Regions from separate parts of the Mus musculus genome. Here region 1 is linked to region 2. A link is a loop called in an ENCODE intact Hi-C map of the cell type or tissue named here. Cell type or tissue: heart. All regions are shown on one strand. Links, peaks and the distances in the headings refer to the core of each region. The heading gives the core; the rest is flanking DNA.

The links. A loop is a pair of places that touch in the nucleus more often than their neighbours do. Peaks named below come from ENCODE experiments on the same cell type or tissue, not always from the same donor. Only the 100,000 strongest peaks of a DNase experiment are listed, where the experiment ranks them.
Region 1: it touches region 2 in a loop (2.1-fold over the local background); 4 of 42 quality-filtered maps call a loop at or near these places.

What each region holds. Positions count from the first base shown.
Region 1 is chr4:151,153,650-151,161,978 of GRCm38, reverse strand. The region is part of intron 7 of Camta1 (calmodulin binding transcription activator 1); the gene reads left to right. Gm52711 (a long non-coding RNA gene) reads right to left here and starts at 3,385. Exons shown (of 3, transcript XR_003955319.1): 1 at 3,196-3,385; 2 at 1,538-1,616. In heart, for the core only: CTCF peaks have their summits at 788, 991 (motif pointing left), 3,536 (motif pointing left) and 4,841 (motif pointing left); a DNase peak (open chromatin) is centred at 4,868; H3K27me3 peaks cover 4,235 bases.
Region 2 is chr4:151,773,523-151,781,851 of GRCm38, reverse strand. The region is part of intron 3 of Camta1 (calmodulin binding transcription activator 1); the gene reads left to right. Among named protein-coding and RNA genes, the nearest start is that of Gm52710, 41 kb to the right of the region's middle. In heart, for the core only: a CTCF peak has its summit at 3,135 (motif pointing left); no DNase peak of the experiment used is centred there.

The DNA.
Region 1 (8,329 bases), core at 224-8,223, 620 kb after region 2:
CTAATTCAGGACCCAGGTGACCTCAAGAGATGCCCCCAAGCACAGACAGGGGTCCTACTCATCCTCTCATGGGCCTCCCCCCCACCCCCCGGGGCCCATTTGTCCTTTCTTATGCCTCTGATTAGCCTCAGCAGGGACTCTACCCAGAACACACTCTAATGCCACCTGGTTTAAGAGTAAACAGAGCCAGAGCTCAGGCTCAGGACACTAACCGTTGTGCTGGTTTTATGGCCACCGTGAAACTGGAATTCAGTTCTTGCTACTTGTCACTCACAGAAGCCAATGAGCAGAGGCTGGGATTAACATCTCGCTCTCTCCAGAAATCTAGCAATCTGAGAAGGCAGTGCATTAGCATCCAGAAACTCTGTCTTCTGTCTCATCGCCAGCCAGCAGGTTATATAAGGTCGGAGACAGAGGCAGACACTGATCCTTGGGCTCAGCCTCAGCCCTCTGGTCAGGTGGTCAGTCACGCCCCTGACACCTGTGATGTCTGTGTCCCCTGCCTTCTTGCTGGTACTTAGTTACCACTTCCAAATTAAAGGCCGTAGGGAGGACTCTTTACTTGGAAAAGTGGGAAGAGTCCAAGGGCTTCTGCCCCTGGTCCACACCCTCAGTATTCTGTCTAGGTATTGTTTGGCTCCAAAACCCATCTCCAGGTAGAAGGGAGCACATTAGCTTCCCCCCTCTGGAACGGTCATATTTGTCTTCTGGGTCACGGCAAGGAATTCATCCTGCTGCCTGCCATTGGCAAATTAGAGCCTGTTTGCAGATGAAAGGCTCTACCCAGGCCACCAGGAGCAGATGACTGGGTCCTGACACAAGTGCCAGAGACTGTCTGTGCCAGAAGGACACCAGGGACATGCTACAGGGAAAGCCATGTCTGCCAAGCCAACCCCTATGCCCTGCCTATGGCTTCCTCGTTAAATGCACACAGACAGTTTCTACCCAAAGCCATCAGTGTCCTGTCTCCTGACCCTTGCACAAGGGTGCCACCTCCAGGCTAGGCAAGAGTCTCAGGCTCCCAAACTCCGGGGACAAAGACTTAGTTTGGCTTCTGAGGTTTAACTGGGGGACGGGGAGGAATGAATGCTTGTTCAGAGCCTGCTGTGCATCAAGGAAGTTGACATAAAAACTACAAGGAGATCAAGTGGTTGGATCACTCGACGGTTGGTGTATGCCTGCCCTGGCCTCTGCTGTGCAGGCAGCCCTGCCTGGGGACCAGCACTTGGAAACACAGCCCCTCTAAGTGCCTAGCTGCTGGTTGGGCTTCCATAGCACACAGGTGCCAGCCAGCAGTATTCGGGGAAAGCACTGTTTGCTGAGAGCCAAGAAGCCATCAGACGGGTTCCAGAATCCAGCATAGTATGAAGGCTGGAGCCAAGCGCATTAGCTTCATAAATCACACTCCTTCAAAGGCTTCCCTGTTTGATGCCCTGATGTTTCCCGATCTCTCTGCCCATCAGAGTTGTCAGTGGCTTAATCGGAACATGACACTGATCGGTATCAGGCCTCTGTCCACACTCAGTCTCTGTCTCACCTGTCTCGAAGCAGGAGAGGGGCTCCCTGATTCTTTGGACAAAAGGGCCTTCCCTTCACCCGTAGTCTCAGGAGCACTCCTGGAAAGAGCAAACACAGAGGGAAAATTAAGATGTCTGACTGGATTCCCAACAGGTTTCCCAAGAGCCTCCCTGACTTTTGTAACCCCTCCTGGCCAAATAACAGTGGCTTAAGTCAAAAAAGAAATACATTTGGCTTCCACCTTTACGTCTTTCCAAAGTCCAGAATTGAGATGCCCGTCCCCTGTATCTGAAGCCAGCCCCTCAGGCTCCTCCCTGCCGGTGCTCTGCCATTTTCAGGATGCTGTTCACTTTCTACAGGTTAAAGATGGCCACTCCAGCCCTTGCCCATCACAACTGTATGCTGGCCAATGAAAGGAGAAAACTGGAGAGCAAGCCTCTTCCCTTTAAGGGCAGAGCCACAAAATAACACATCATTTCTACTCATGTGCCGCTGAGCAACATGTTGTCCCAGGCTCACCCCCACTTGGGGAGGACTCTGAGGCACTACAGCGTTTTGCTAGGCACGTTTTGAGAAATGACTTTCTCCCCCGGTGCAGTGTGCACGAGGACCCTGTGAGCTTCGTCTTTGCTGGCTTACAGTATGGCCAACTGCTCCTCTCAGGCCAATGTCTGGGCATGACTGCCTGGAGTTCTGTCTGGGGTGGGAGAGATGGACTTCATTTGCATACAGCCTGTCACATCCTGGAAGTCCTGGAACCTGCTCTCCTACAGCTGTCCCCGAGACTCAGCTTAGCTCCCAGCAAGCTTCACTAATAAGAGCAAAGTTTCTCCTCCCAGGCCAGCTGCAGAGGGATGCTTTCGAGTGGACGGCTGGTCGGCAAGCAAGGCTCTGGCTCTTGGTCCTTCTAGCTTGCTGGGAAATTTGTTCAGTGGCTCAAAGCCACCACCACCATGGCCCAAATCGGGCACTCTCAGCTTCTGTGACCCAACGGAGAGCTAGATAAAACTGGTTCCCATAGGGCACCCATGGCTTTCTGCCTTATCCCATTTCCTGGCTGCCCATTAGGAAAGAGTACCCCAGCCTCTTCCCAGCTAGCAGCCAGACTGATGCATCAAGGCTTTTAAGCTGTTCCTAGCCCTTCCCTGAGCACAATCCTGCCCAGCTGTCCCCACCTTAGGGCTTTATTTGGAGCACCCTGGATGGCCAGATGGCCCTGAAGAACAAGCAAGACCTGAGTTTCAGCAGGCCTCCACCACCCTCAGAAGGCTCCAGCCTTCAGCCAGCTCAGCCCAACTGTCTTCTGGGAACCCCACCATGTCACTCTAGGTCCATAGATGCCTATGGCAGGTGTCTTCAGCTACAAAATGAGGGCCAAGTCGGAAAGTTGCCTGGAAAGAGATCCTGGGCCTGGGACAGCAGCCACCTCATTCCCCCACTGCTCCTGCATTGTCCCACAATGTCATGCACACTTGCACATATAAATACCCACATGCACACAGCACCCTCGCCATCTTGGACACCCATAGACCAGGACACACACAAGAGCTCAGAATGGGGAAGGTTTGGTTTCCTGACCCTATGACTTCTGAAACTTTCTCCAAAGCAACCCAGACCCCTTGTCTATGACGAGTCAAGGCCAAGGGCATGTTGGTAACCTGCCAGACTAGGACGTACACATGAGAAGTGGCTCCGTGGCTCCATGGCTCCATGGCTCCATGATTTGGGTGACAGTGCCAGCAAGGGGATGCTGTGTAAAAGGATTTCCAGCAGAGGTCAGAGGCTGGATGTAAACTTGGCATCTCTGAGATGTGTGAAGGTAGCACCCCCTCTCCCAGACTTGGCCAGTACACCTGAGCTTTCTGAGTGGCCATGTCCTCTTTCCTGGAACGGGTGACAATGTTGTCTGTGTGGCCCTGAAATGACATCATAGATGTCAAATGACCCATGTAGTGGCTGTAGTTAGGAGGAAAAACCTGCCCAAAGGCCAGAACAGCGCCCTCTGGAGGCCAAGCCCTTATCTCACAACCCCTGTGTGCCCAGCAAGGGCACCCAAGGGCTACCTGGACATCTCCTGTCTTCCTCCAGCCAGAGTGGGACCACTGAGCTCTGTGCTTTGGGAAGATGCCAGACAGGAGGAAGCCCAGGCCATCCCTCGGGGAACCCAATCAAAGGGGGCCTGCTGAGAAGGCATCACAGGGCTGTCTCAAGGATAGCCATGCTGTAGGGGCCCCAGGCCACCAGCCCGGAGGATGGTGTGGCGGAAGGCTACAGGGCATCCCAGGCAGTGTGCGGAACATAGAGAAGGAAGCAGAGGCGATGTGAGTAGAAATGGTGTGTCAGTGTCAGGACTGTGGCCTGCAGGGCTGCAGGCCTTCAGGACTCTGAAGCGATGGGGACCATGCTGAGTTTGGGGTTAGAGGCCCAGGTGACGGTGGGGATGGAGAGTGGGCTGAATGTTAGTGTGAGAGAAGAGAAGAAGCCATGTTGAGCATGGGAAGCGGGAGTCATCTGTGTTGAGTCCGGGGTGGAGGCCATGTTGAACTTGAGGGAAGAGATATTGTGTTGAATGCTGGGTAGAGGCCATGGTAGGCGTCAGTGTGGAAACCTTGTTGAGTAGGGGTCAGAGCTGGAGACCATGTGAGAATGAAGAGATTGAAGCCATGTTGAGTATGGGGAAGGGAAATCATAGGAGAGGCCCTGGTGAGTGTGGGCTGAAGGTCATAGTGCATGTGGGATAGAGCCATGTTGGCTGTAGGGTAAAGGCCGCTGTAAGCACGGGGTGGTGGCCGTGGTGAGCGAGAGGCTAAGGGTGCTCTTCTAGATCCTAGCAGTCCTCAGATGCCTTGACTCTTCTGTCTTTACTGGAAATGGTTTTAGAAGCCATGTCTTGGCCCCTCTCCGCACACTCAGCAAGGGTCTTTTCCAGTCCCAGGGCAGCCAGCATAGGCTAGGGAGACTGCAGACAGGGACCCCACAGTGTGAAACTGAAGCTTCAGAGGCAAAGAAGAGACAGGGCAGTACGTGATAGCACCTGCCTTTCCTGGGAACTCCCCACCCAGTCCCCACAGCAACTTCCCATCTGTCCCAAGAGGCTCACTGGTGCTCACCTGAGCCTTAGGGGGTACGTTCAAAGTATCATGTTTTCTCGTGATTTTTTTCAAACGAAGACAAACTCTTCATGGGGCAGGTGTTTATTTGTCTTGCTTTTTTGCTTAGATTGTAATCCTGGTGATTATGGAGTATCAAGACATAAAATCAACAAGGGTGCGCCTTCCCTGCGCCTTCTAGACCAGTTCCTGGTCATTTAGCGCCACCTGGTGGCCAGTCATAGTAGCACGCTTCCAGGATGTGCCTAGCACTCCTGCGGGAATTATCTGAGCACAGCCTGTGGAGTGGGGTGGCTGGCCTCAGAGTGACAAAGCAACTGCCCACGGACTGCAGATGTGGCCATGAGAGGAGCAGAGTGTCAGAGACCAGCCTTGGGTTGACTGCTGCTAGGGAGGCTTCATCCAGTGTCCCTGCAGTGGAGGAAGAGCTCTGGGGTAGGAGTGACAGACTCTAAGTCAGGTGTGAGCTTTGGCGCCCAGGCTCACACCTTGGTGTCTGGGGTTCAGAGCACCTTCTTTTTCGGATCACTGCAGCGCAGGTGAGCCCCGAGCACAGAGCAGCCAGCGGCAGGAACCATTTCATTTCTGAAGTACCTGGGCAGGTCTAGGAAAAGCAGGCTTTGGGGGCCCTGTCCAACTTTGTTCTGATGTCTAGGGTGGAAGCCAGCCAGGGGACTCTGGGTGTTTTACAAACCGTTCTCATGCTAGACTCTCCAGGCTTGTATTTCCTAGAAACTCTAGCCTGAGGCAGACACCAGAAAGAGGCAAACCCAGGGCTCTTGCTTGGAAAGCTGAGCTAGCACCCTCACCCTTGGACTTCTTGGGATGGCAGGGAGGCACGGTCGGAGATTTATCAGGGAACTTCCAGAGGGAAATGTCCCGGAGATGGGAGACCTAGTTTCTGGGTGTTCCAGAACTGAGATGTCTCCCTAGGCTCCTAATTAAGAACTACAACCCTTAATATTTTCTGGATTTGTAGTTTGAGTCTTGGTGCCAGCACACAGTGTGATCTCTTGGAAGCCATGAGGCTGGGGTTCAAACCCAGAGCCTCACGCATGCTGGGCAAGTGCTACCACTAAGCCACAGTGCTAAGCCCTTTTTCTATTTTCCATTTTGAGATAGGATCTTGCTAAGTTTCCCGGACTGGATTTGAACTTATGCTCCTCCCATCTCAGCCTTCTGGGTTGCTTGGATTTCAGGCCTGTGCCACCAAGGCCTGGCTGACACGGGGGGGGGGGGGGGGGGTGTCCTTGCTGAACACTTGTTGACTGTAACTCAAGAAAAGTCCTGAGTATGGACCATACCTATACCTTTGTCCCTGGGGCCAAGAATAGCAGCTCTGTCCTTAGGGAGAGAAGTCTTGTGTCCTGCAGTCACTGCAGGACCTGAGAGTCTGGGAAAACAAAGATAGACCCCCAAAGGCCTGCAGAGGATTCCCTGTGCCCTCTGCTGTCCCTGGGAAAGGAGCTACTGTCCTGGAGCCTCAGATTGGCTGAGCCCTGCTCTGCTCTGCCACACTCCTGGCTGCAGACCTCATCCTGCTGCACCTTGGCCATCTTCCAGCCTGGCACAGAGGTGGGTGCCTTTGGCAGACACCTCCCACCCCTGCCCGTGGGACCTTGGTTTGTTTTGCAAATGTTCTTTTTTTTCCTTCAGGCTAGATTCTATTGAGCGGATGTGTCCCCCAGAAAGAACATGCTTCTGATTTCCTGCCTGTCCCTCGCTGCTTGTTCTTTGAGGCTCCTTGGGCACTTGTACCCGTAGGCTGTTCCAGAAGTCTCCTTTGGCTTTCTCCTCCCCATTCACCAGCCCAACCAACCTTTGTGGCTTATTCTCAGACCTGCCCTAAGCCTGAGAGTCAAGGGTCTGATTCTAACTCAGAGATCAGCTCGCTAAAGAGGAGACGCTCTAGTGAAGTGTGGCACTCCATCTCCCTAGGTTTTATGTCTCTGTAAGAATCAAGATCTCTGGACCACATAGTGGAGAGTTAGAAGGGAGTTTCCCCTAAGGGAAGCCAGCCATATGAAATGTCCCTAATTTCAAGTGGCCCTGTAGGACTGGGTACCCAACTATTTACGACTACATGTTTCCCCGTTGACTGGCTCTTCCCTCAAGTAGCGGGAAGGACTAGGGACTCCAGGTTTGAAACCGACACCAGAAGCAACTCCTCTCGCTGCCACACTGATCTTCCAGCATTGCCAGCAAGTCAGGGTTTCTGGCACATTCACTACCATTGTGAAGAGTCACCATCCCAGGGAGAAGAGGCTAAGCTCTCAGCCAAGGACAGTTTCTAGCATGTCCGTCCACCTTTACGGTTTTTCCAAGCCAAGGCTACACTATCACCATGTGGTCTAGATTCCCTGATTTAGGCATCCCGGCCCCTCACATCCAGTGTCCCTCTCCTCTGAAACAATATGGCCAGGGTGAGTTCCCCACTCCACAGCTGACACCAAACCTCAGCTTCTGGCTTTCTCCAGAGGTGGGTGTGACTGAGCATGAAGTCTAGGTCTCCCAGTAGAAAGGGGCTTCTAGCATGCTGAGTCCCAACACAGCAACCAGGCTCCTTGGAGATGCTGCACGCAGAGGATCCTTGCACACAGCCAGTATGCACGCCACGCCTAACCCTCAGCCCCGATGGTGCGCCTCCAAATGAGAGCGGAGATGGGGAGCTGACTAGCATGTGGGTGTCTGGATATGAGAAGTTAAATCTAATGAAAACTTCATCTAGTTGAACCAAGAAATCAGAAGCAGGGCCTTTATTCCTGTCAACAAGGATACAGTGAGGATGAAACCTACTCACGGCTGCCATTTCCTATTGACCTTGTTGCTATGGTGACAGCCTTTGAGCAACAACAATTCCGAAGAATTCCAAAAGGGCTCTCATTCACTGGCAGCTAGGCACAGAAATGGGCTCTCTCTCCAGCTGACTATGTCACATGGCTCACAAGTAGGGTGACCCCAATGACCAAGCTGGCCAGGGAGTGTCTCTGGGTCAAGGGTAACCTGGTTTGGACAAGTTAAACAAATGGCCATCCTTGCGTGGGTCACTCTTGTGTGGCAGATTCTGGGTGGATGTGCAATGAGGACGAAGGGAAAGGGTGATCCAGCAAACCCTGGGACAGAGACACTGTGCCACAGAGACACTGAGAGAGAGACACTGTCACACAGACACTAACACAGAGAGAGACTACCACAGAGACACTGACACAGAGACACTGAGATAGAGACACTGACACACAGACACTAACACAGAGAGAGACTACCACAGAGACACTGTCAGAGACACTGACACAGAGAGAGACTACCACAGAGACACTGACACAGAGACACTGCCACACAGAGACAGTGCCACAGAGACACTGAGATAGAGACACTGACACACAGACACTAACAGACAGGCACTAACACAGAGAGAGACTACCACAGAGACACTGACACAGAGACAGTGCCACACAGAGACAGTGCCACACAGACACTGCCACAGAGAGAGACTACCACAGAGACACTGACACAGAGACACTGACACAGAGACAGACACTGCCACAGAGAGACACTGTGACAGAGACACTGACACACAGACATTGACACACAGACACTGAGAGACACAGACACTGAGAGACGCTGAGACAGAGACACTGCCACACAGACACTGCCACAGAGAGAGACTACCACAGAGACACTGTCAGAGACACTGCCACAGA
Region 2 (8,329 bases), core at 72-8,071:
TGAACGACACTGTCCAACACTGTCCTGCGTACAGTGTGCTGATGTGAGGGCTGAGAGGCAGCCATGCCCGCACCTTTCACTCCCATGTCTGTGACTAGCAAGCCTAATGCTCTCCCCTTCGCTGTCTGCCGCTCAGTGCTGCCCACTCCTAAGCAAGGGAGGCATGGGCCGCTGGCTTCCCTCCTGCACTTTCGTGCTCTGTGGTAGATTCAGGGTCACAGTGGAAGTCTCTGGCAGCTTGTTAAGACCTTACATTGATTAAAAAGTGTCCTTGACTTAAGCCTTCAGCATCCCTTAGAAATACTATATTTTTCGAATCTGGGAAACTGGCCTGTGGTGCTGAGCTGGAGGTGCTGGGAGTTAAGCCGGCCTTCTCAGTGCTGTGCATCACAGACACACTCTAGCACACTCTCAAGGTGTCGCCTGCTCTATCAGTATGTACTTAGACATGTTAATCTGAATTAGAGAGCTCATTGTGCCTAACGGCTCCCCTGGGACGCCATGTCAGAAAAACACAAAAACTCCAGGAGTGTGCTGAATATGCAGAGTAAGAACCGTCTGTAAAATTAGTGTTAATTGAGCTTGGACCTTGATTTTTTTTTAACTTTTAACTTCTAATTTGATTTTTTAAAAGTTTTGTGGTCTCTCAGAGTTATAGTTTAATAAAAGTTATACTGTAACATTGTCAAAAAGATATTTACATAAGGCCCAATTTTGACTTACCTTAGGGAAATAGGTCATGTGTGGGGTAGAGACACATGTACATGTACACACTCATGTGTGTATAAAATATACTTTAGTTGGCCTTTATTCCCATGTTCTCTTCTTTCTCTGCCTCTGGAAGTGGGGCACATTTTCTTCAGTTAAAAACAGAAATAGAAGCGACGGTCTTGACCCATTTCACACCTGTTTATTTCAGGCTCTCAGCACACACTTGTTCATGGGCGCAGCAAGAAGAGGGGCCCACAGAGCTGGAGCCCTGAGGGCTGACACATGGGGCGGAAGCCAGCAGAGCGCATAGGGGGAGCGCGCTGCCCTGCCAGCTCCTGATTGTCTCAGGACAGTTCTGTTAGTGAGTTAACTGTACTTTAAACCCCAAGTTTACATGAACTGAATGTTACTAAGAATGAAAGAGATTTGAGTGACCTATTAAACTTCATCCAGAGTGACTGTGAAAGAGTACAGCAGCCACTTACCTTGGGGAGTGGCCTGCACCATGTATTCCCTGTGCCCCTGTTCCCCCCAGCAAACTTCCCTTTCTTATTACCACAGCAATGACCTGTTTATGTGTTGATTACTGCCTCCCAAAGAATGGAAGCTCCGTGAGAGCAGGGCCTGTTGCTGTCTCTGTCGCCAGCATACAGGCAGCTCCTGTTACATCAATAAATGCTGTTCAGTGAACGAGTGGGCCACTAGTGTTGCGTTTTTCTCAGTCTTTAACTTGCTGTTATGGGCTGTATGCCATTGAAAATTACCATGTAGGAAGTCTTGTTTTGCAGCTAGTTCAGGGAGGGACGAGAAGCCAGAGTATCCAAGATGATGGGATCATGAATCGCAGAGCCACTGTGAGTGTGGTGTTTATGGTGCAGCAGCAGACAGATGGAATGTGAGTCACTGCACTGGCGTGGCGTAGTATCACCGTCACTGAGGAGAGTCCAGGGACATGGAAAAGCCAGCAGAGGCCCTGAGTAGTCTTCAGTTACCCAGTGATCGCAGTGACTGACAGTTCCCAGTGCCCAGTTCTTCAGTTACCCAGTAATCCCAGTGCCCACGCGCTGTCTAGTGAGCAGGTGTTAGCCAGGACAAGTGGGGCTGGAGGGAACGACATCTTGGCCATCAGTAGCTGCCTCATGAGAGTTTAGGACTTCGTGGTCCCAGGACTGGCTTAGTGTATGGGATAGGTGTACTCTGTGGTATTCCTATGTTGCCCAGAGCACTCATGGGCCAGTTGTTATGCTTGCAAGTCCACATATAGAGAATGACAACAAAAGTCCTGGCCCAGCAGCCTTCACTCTCCATCTTTGCCCTTTGTGTATTCTCGGTGGTCACTCCTGCAACTCTTTAGTTTTTGTTTTGTAACAAAGACTGTGATGTGGGCCATTATCTCAAGGTGAGTCTGTAGTGATGGTGCCTTCTGATGACAAGTCTGCAGCGTCAAACTTCTCCAGGGTAGTGCATTTCACCTGTCAGCTTTGTGCATCTCAATTGTAAACTTTGCTTATTACACACAGAAGCAGTCCACTAAAACCAGGACAAAGAGCCAATCAAACCCAAGTTGTCCTCACTTGGGAAGTGTCTAATAGCTTCGATCAAACCAGACATAGCCATTTTTAAGGAACACGAAGTCCAAACCTTTGTGTGTCACACAACAAACCCAGAGGGTAAAGCTGTGGTAGTGGTGCTGCCTGCACCAGGCATGTCACTGAGTGGCCTTTCCCTCCGGTGGAAGCGCATGAAGAAGTATAGGTTTTGAGCTGAGAATGTAATTGCAGGAAGTGGCTAACGAGGCAGAGCTCACAGACCCCTCAGAATTGTGTGCGTGAGTAAATCCTGGTGCAGGGTAACACGTGGTAATCCTGGTAAGGGTGTGGTAACTTGCTTGGAACAGCAACCCAGGACATAGTGAACACAACTGCATGCTCTTTATTCTTAGAGGGGTTGAAGCTCCGCTTAATAAAGTGCACTATGACTTTGTTACAGTCAACGTCTCCTTCCTGATTCATCAAGCACGGCTTCTTATATTAAGAAATCAACTAGTCTTTCTTGGTTGGTGTTCCTGTTGTGTGCCTATGTGAAAGGAGCTGGCAGAGGTGGACCAGGTTACAGATCGCTCAGGCCAAAGATGGAAGAGAAGTCAAGTTCTTCATGTCTGCTTTTAGTTTGAAATGTCTTTTTATCACTCTAAAGATCTGATTGGCTTGCTGTTGTTTACATACATATATATGCTTCTGCTGTGTGTATGTGTGTGTACCTTTAAGTTTTATGGGGTTCAGTGAAACGGATTGTTTTAAGTCACGGTTAAAATCGCATATTTAGCACGTCATCCATTTAAAGTCTAGTTCTCATTCAGTGTTCCTGTAGTTTGTATTACATATCATAAGCTTTTCAAGAGTGATTGCATGAGTTAGTGCCCTCTGCTGGTACACAGAGGACATCAGGCAGAGGAACTTTGACCCAGGAGCCTTTAAAGAGGAGTCACTTTACATGGAGATTTTTGCCAGCCTTTCCTTGTGATTTTGAAGGCCCCTTGGTTGCTGATTTACACCCACTTGAATTTTGTCTTTTTTCTTGTGTTTCATGCCTGCCAGTTAGTTACTCCACTAAGCCTGGGCCATGGGGTTGACTTAGCAACAGCTTCAGTCAAGTTGAAAGCAGTGCTCTGAGTGGGGGGCTTCTCAGATGGGCTTGCTGCCATTTAGATTTCCCAGGGGGATCTATGAAATGATTTCAGATGCATTCCTTACTCTGCCTTTTTGAGATGGGGCATTGCTGTCAGTTCCTGGATTAAGAAAAGGTCCTGCCTGCTAGCTTTGTGTGATTTACAGGCACAGCTTGGCCCCAACTCAGTGGGTAGGTAGGTCTTGATGACCTTATGTGCTCCCTGGTGTTCTCTGTAGCCAGCTTTCCCTCCGAGGTACCCTGGCCAGATTCTAGTACTTTGGATTTTGGCATCAGGTAAAGCAGACACTGAATCTGTCTCTAGCTCTACAGCTTTAGGGCCTGGGGACATGGCTCTGCCTTATGTGGCCATTGTGAAGTAGGGAGGGAGCCTAGCCTGTGTGTGAGACCCTGAAGAGAATGAAGGTAAAAGATGAGCTCAAGGGCCAACGACAGATGAACCTTCCTGGATGGCTGCTAAAAGAAAGTCGTGTTTCCTCTGCTTAACAGCAAGCCCTGCCTTTGGTACATAAAAAAAAAAAAAAAAAAAAAAAAAAAAGAAAGAAAGAAAGAAAGAAAAGAAAAAAAAGCCACCTTTATTTTGGGTTAGCTTCATAATTTAACAACAAAGTTACAAAGATGAGACTGAGTTTACACATACTGCTTTGATACTGCCGGGTTTTCTTGAAGAGTGTCTTTATAATCAATGCACCTGGATCAAATCGGGTGTAGGTGTCCACTTAGCATTTTGCTGAAGACTGAAATGTTTGCCTTCAGTATGTGAGTTTCCACTGCAGGTAGACCTGGCACTTGTCCCAGACCACCTTCTGTTTTGGCTTCGTTCCATGTCTCTGGCTATTTGATGTTAGAAACACTTTCTGCGCTTTTCCAGCATCATAATGTGTAAGTATTCTCCCTATTTGTATACTTACCGCTGTGTGCAGCCTGAAGAGAGAGAGGGGGCAGTCCATGGCATTGTGTTTCAGCTCTGCAGTTTTGTAATCTCGTAGCTGCTTCTCATACACTTAGACTGAAGACAATGTACTACTGTCTGTCTGTCTGTCTGTCTGCTTTCACAGTGAGTAAGGGATCCCCAGATGTTCCTTTAGAACGGCAGAACTCCAGTTCAGACCCCTCTAACGCACATCTTCATCTAGTCTGCCAGCTACTGTTAAGTACAGTTATTGAAATACACGGAAGCTCCTTGAGGTTCATGTACTTCAGTTTAAGAAAGTGACATGCCGGGCTGGTGAGATGGCTCAGTGGGTTAGAGCACCTGACTGCTCTTCCGAAGGTCCAGAGTTCAAATCCCAGCAACCACATGGTGGCTAACAACCATCCGTAACAAGATCTGACTCCCTCTTCTGGAGTGTCTGAAGACAGCTACAGTGTACTTACATATAATAAATAAATAAATCTTAAAAAAAAAAAAAAAAAAAAAAAAAAAAAAAAAAGAAAGTGACATGCCAGACACTTGTCACCTTGCTTCTTTATGCTGAGGATGAGAAGGGAGAACACTGTCCCTTTTTCATGAGCTAGATGATGTAAGAGGATCAAGGGTTGATCTAGTGGAGGGTCCCAGTGAGAACACAGACCCTGGTCCTAACCATTCTGCAAGCAGCCCAGCACCTCTAGCACACAGCTCCTGTAACATGCCCGTTTGAAAAGGCTGCTGTCCTCTGCACTGAGAGGACTTGTGCTGACATCGGGCTGTTCATGCATAATAATTCTTTGATACCCCGTAGACAGTTCCCTTCTTCTAGACCTTTATCAGCTGTTCTGGAGTTGACATTGTTAGGCCTGAAGAAACCAGGGCTCAGGCAGCATGGGCTCATCTGTAAGTGATGACTGCCTTGACTACATTGGCACCATAATGGCTCCCGAGTAACTGGGACTGCTTCTGTGAGGCTTAGTGACTGCGCTCTGGGTGCATGCTGTGCTGCAGATAAACCTTGGCGGCAGAGAGATGTGCAGCATTTTTTTCTAAGTGCCGCTGAGCTATTTGAAAGAGATCCTCGGTAAGGGCAAGTTCTTGAGAAGATAGCAGAATGCCTTACAGAAACGTCGGACTGTGGATGGAAACAGCAGAGCGTCTTCAGAGAAGACGTTGGCGTGTGTGACGGAGGTGGCTGTATATTAGATAATACCCATTCCTGTCCTATGAAAGTTAAATAGCGGTGGTCGTGTACCTTGCTCGTCTTTGCTTTTGGTTCATGTCCATTTCTCAGAGCAGCTGAGCTGAGTCCCCTGCACTGGTGGTTGTGGTAACAGCGCTCTAGGCTTCAAGCATCAGCCACTTTGGTGAGTTTGGTAGGTAGCATCTGCTGCTTTCCCCTTCTGCCCCTTTGAGACTTGACTCCAGCTGGTTTTCTAGCTGCAGTATAGCCGAGGACAGTCTTTCGTTTCTGATCCCCTCCCTTCTCTTCCTGAGTGCCACCTTGTATGTTTATTTTGAGAGCGTGTCTTTGTACCCCGGCTGTCTTGGAAACTCACCGTGTAGACCAGGCCTTGAACTCAGAGTTCTTCCTGCCACTGCCTCCGGAGTGCTACAGATGTGTGCCATGAGGACCTTTTCGGTTGTTAGTAAAGGTGACTCTGCAAAGACGAACGGATTGAGATAAGTTTTGAGCCTCTGAAAGCCCAACAGCTTCATTAAAGCCGAAAACATGTCTGAACTGTTGTCTGTTGTAGTCTGGCACCAGAGGTTCAGGAGAGCTGTCCCGAGCCTCTTTTCTGGTGGCTGTCCTTAAAATTTCTAGTGTCTGTTGTGCAAATCGTGGTTGTCGGTTTGCTTGCCCTCTTTGTAAAACATCGGACAGTCTGGCTGTGATCCATAAACCTTGAACTCTGTAATCCTGTCAGCAGAGGCAATCTCAGGTTGGCAAAATCCAGGGTGAAGATGTTGTTCCTAGTGGAGTTTTACATCACCGTGAATTATTTTTCTCTTGAGCCCACATGAATGGCCATAGTGCTTGGCTACTTTGGCAGAATGAGCTGTCCTGTCTACTGTTTGAGGTACTTAGCACTTCCCCGTCTCTTGTGTTGGACTCCGTAACCCACTTACTGATCCTAACTGCAAGAGTGATTATGATTTCAGTTTGTATAAAAATTCCAAACCATCAGGCCTACTCCTCACTTACCAAGAACTAGTTATCCAAATAGTGAAACCACAGGTCTCTCAGCCGCAGGTGGTGCTTGGCTACACTTCTGCCACCTTTCCCACCACAGAGAAACCGAAAAATGAGCTGCCCGGTGCCTGCGGCAAAGACAGGGAAACAGCTGGGTTGGTAGCTTCTGTGAAGGTTGGTGGGACGTGGGATCGAGCCTGTCTTTTCAGTACCTGCGTGACTGCCCTGCAGTGGCAGGGGCCTTTAAAGTAGGTTTTGCATTTTAAGTTTAGTTTTGAGAACCAGCTATTTATTGTGTAAGCTAAGTTGCTGGGAAGTTTGTTTTAAAGATGCGGGCACCCTCTATTTCAGTGAACCCAGTAAAAATAGCATGGAATAAAATTTAATTATGCTGTACTGAATATTTCATGTGGAATTAAGGGGCAAAGCTGCCTTTAAAAAGCATTAGGTTTGGGAAGAAGAAAGGCTTTGTAGGTTCTTTGGAAGATGCTATAATTAAAAGATTTGCTCAAATGTATTTTCTCCCTTTTTGAAGAGTTTAAAGAAATCCATCCATCCTTTCCTAAATTGATTCTTTCTCCAATGTCATTGCTGTCTGGCAGTCAGTGTGCTGCCATGGTGCTGATTTGATGGCCGCTTTCTGTCAAATGTAAAGTAGTTTGTTTTTTAATCCTCTGATTTAGACATTTAATAGAAAGCAAATGTTTGGCTTACTTTGGTTTCTGCTGAACCTGTATTTAAACCCGCAAACAGTTTGAATAAAGCGAAGGCACCACTGGACTAGCTATTTTAAACATCTCAGGATGTAAGAATGCTAAATGGGGTTCCCTTTTAAAAATAGAAATGGCTGCTTGCATTTACATAATTACTGCTAACTAGCACAACGTTTTAAACAGTGATAAACTCAAGCTAGAGAAAGTACCTGTTTTTAAAAGCCCGGTGATAGGAAGTTGTTCTGTGAGTGGTGCTGCTGATGGAGGGCCTCAGAGCCAGGCTCTTCAGGAAGGAGGGGGGCTGGGAAGAGAGGGGTGGCTCCGGCAGGTCCTGGTTTGATGCGCTGCAGTCTGCATCCGAGTTAGAAGCTGCTGAGGGCTGAAGTCAGTGTGGGCGAAAGAGCATGGAAGAGAGTGAAGATGAAGGGTAAGCTGGGCCGGGCCACACCTGCAGTCCCTGCACTGGGGAGACTGAGGCCAGCCTGGGCTGAGTACGCCCCGTCTCATAGAACATAAACAGTTTATACAAACTCGTTGGTTAAAGCCAGAGCTCTGAGTGTCCATGGTTTTGCCTTTCCCCATCCCAAACATCTGATCCATCTGTCTGTTTCCTTCTAACCTGGATCAGACTGGATGTCTCCACCCAGCACCAGGTCTCCTCCTTTTTTGCTGGACAGCTGTTCCCATTTCCTCCTTGGACGCCCTGCCTCTCTTTGCCTCCCTGTTCAGTAGCCATGGTATCTGCCCAGAAGTGAGAGTGGCAGTTGCCTTGTCATCCTCCCCATTCCCCTCCCCCCTCCAGGTTGTTTACTTGTTTACAGGTTGTTTACTTGGCCTCTGGTTACTGAAGCTGTCCACACCTGGAGCACATCAGACATGGTTCTCTTAGGCTCCTCTGTTTTGTCTACCTAGCAAGCTTTCCCGTCAGCCCATTCCCACTTGTATGTACTGGCTCCTCTGTACCAGCCAGGGCTCCTTCCGAGGATCATCTCCTCAGACGATGCCACTGCCGTATTCAGTCTGCGTCATTCACACTGCATCTTTTGTTTATTAGTCAAGCAGTTATTTCCTTATCTCGGCTCCTGTCTCTTCCCCCACCACAGGAGCGCT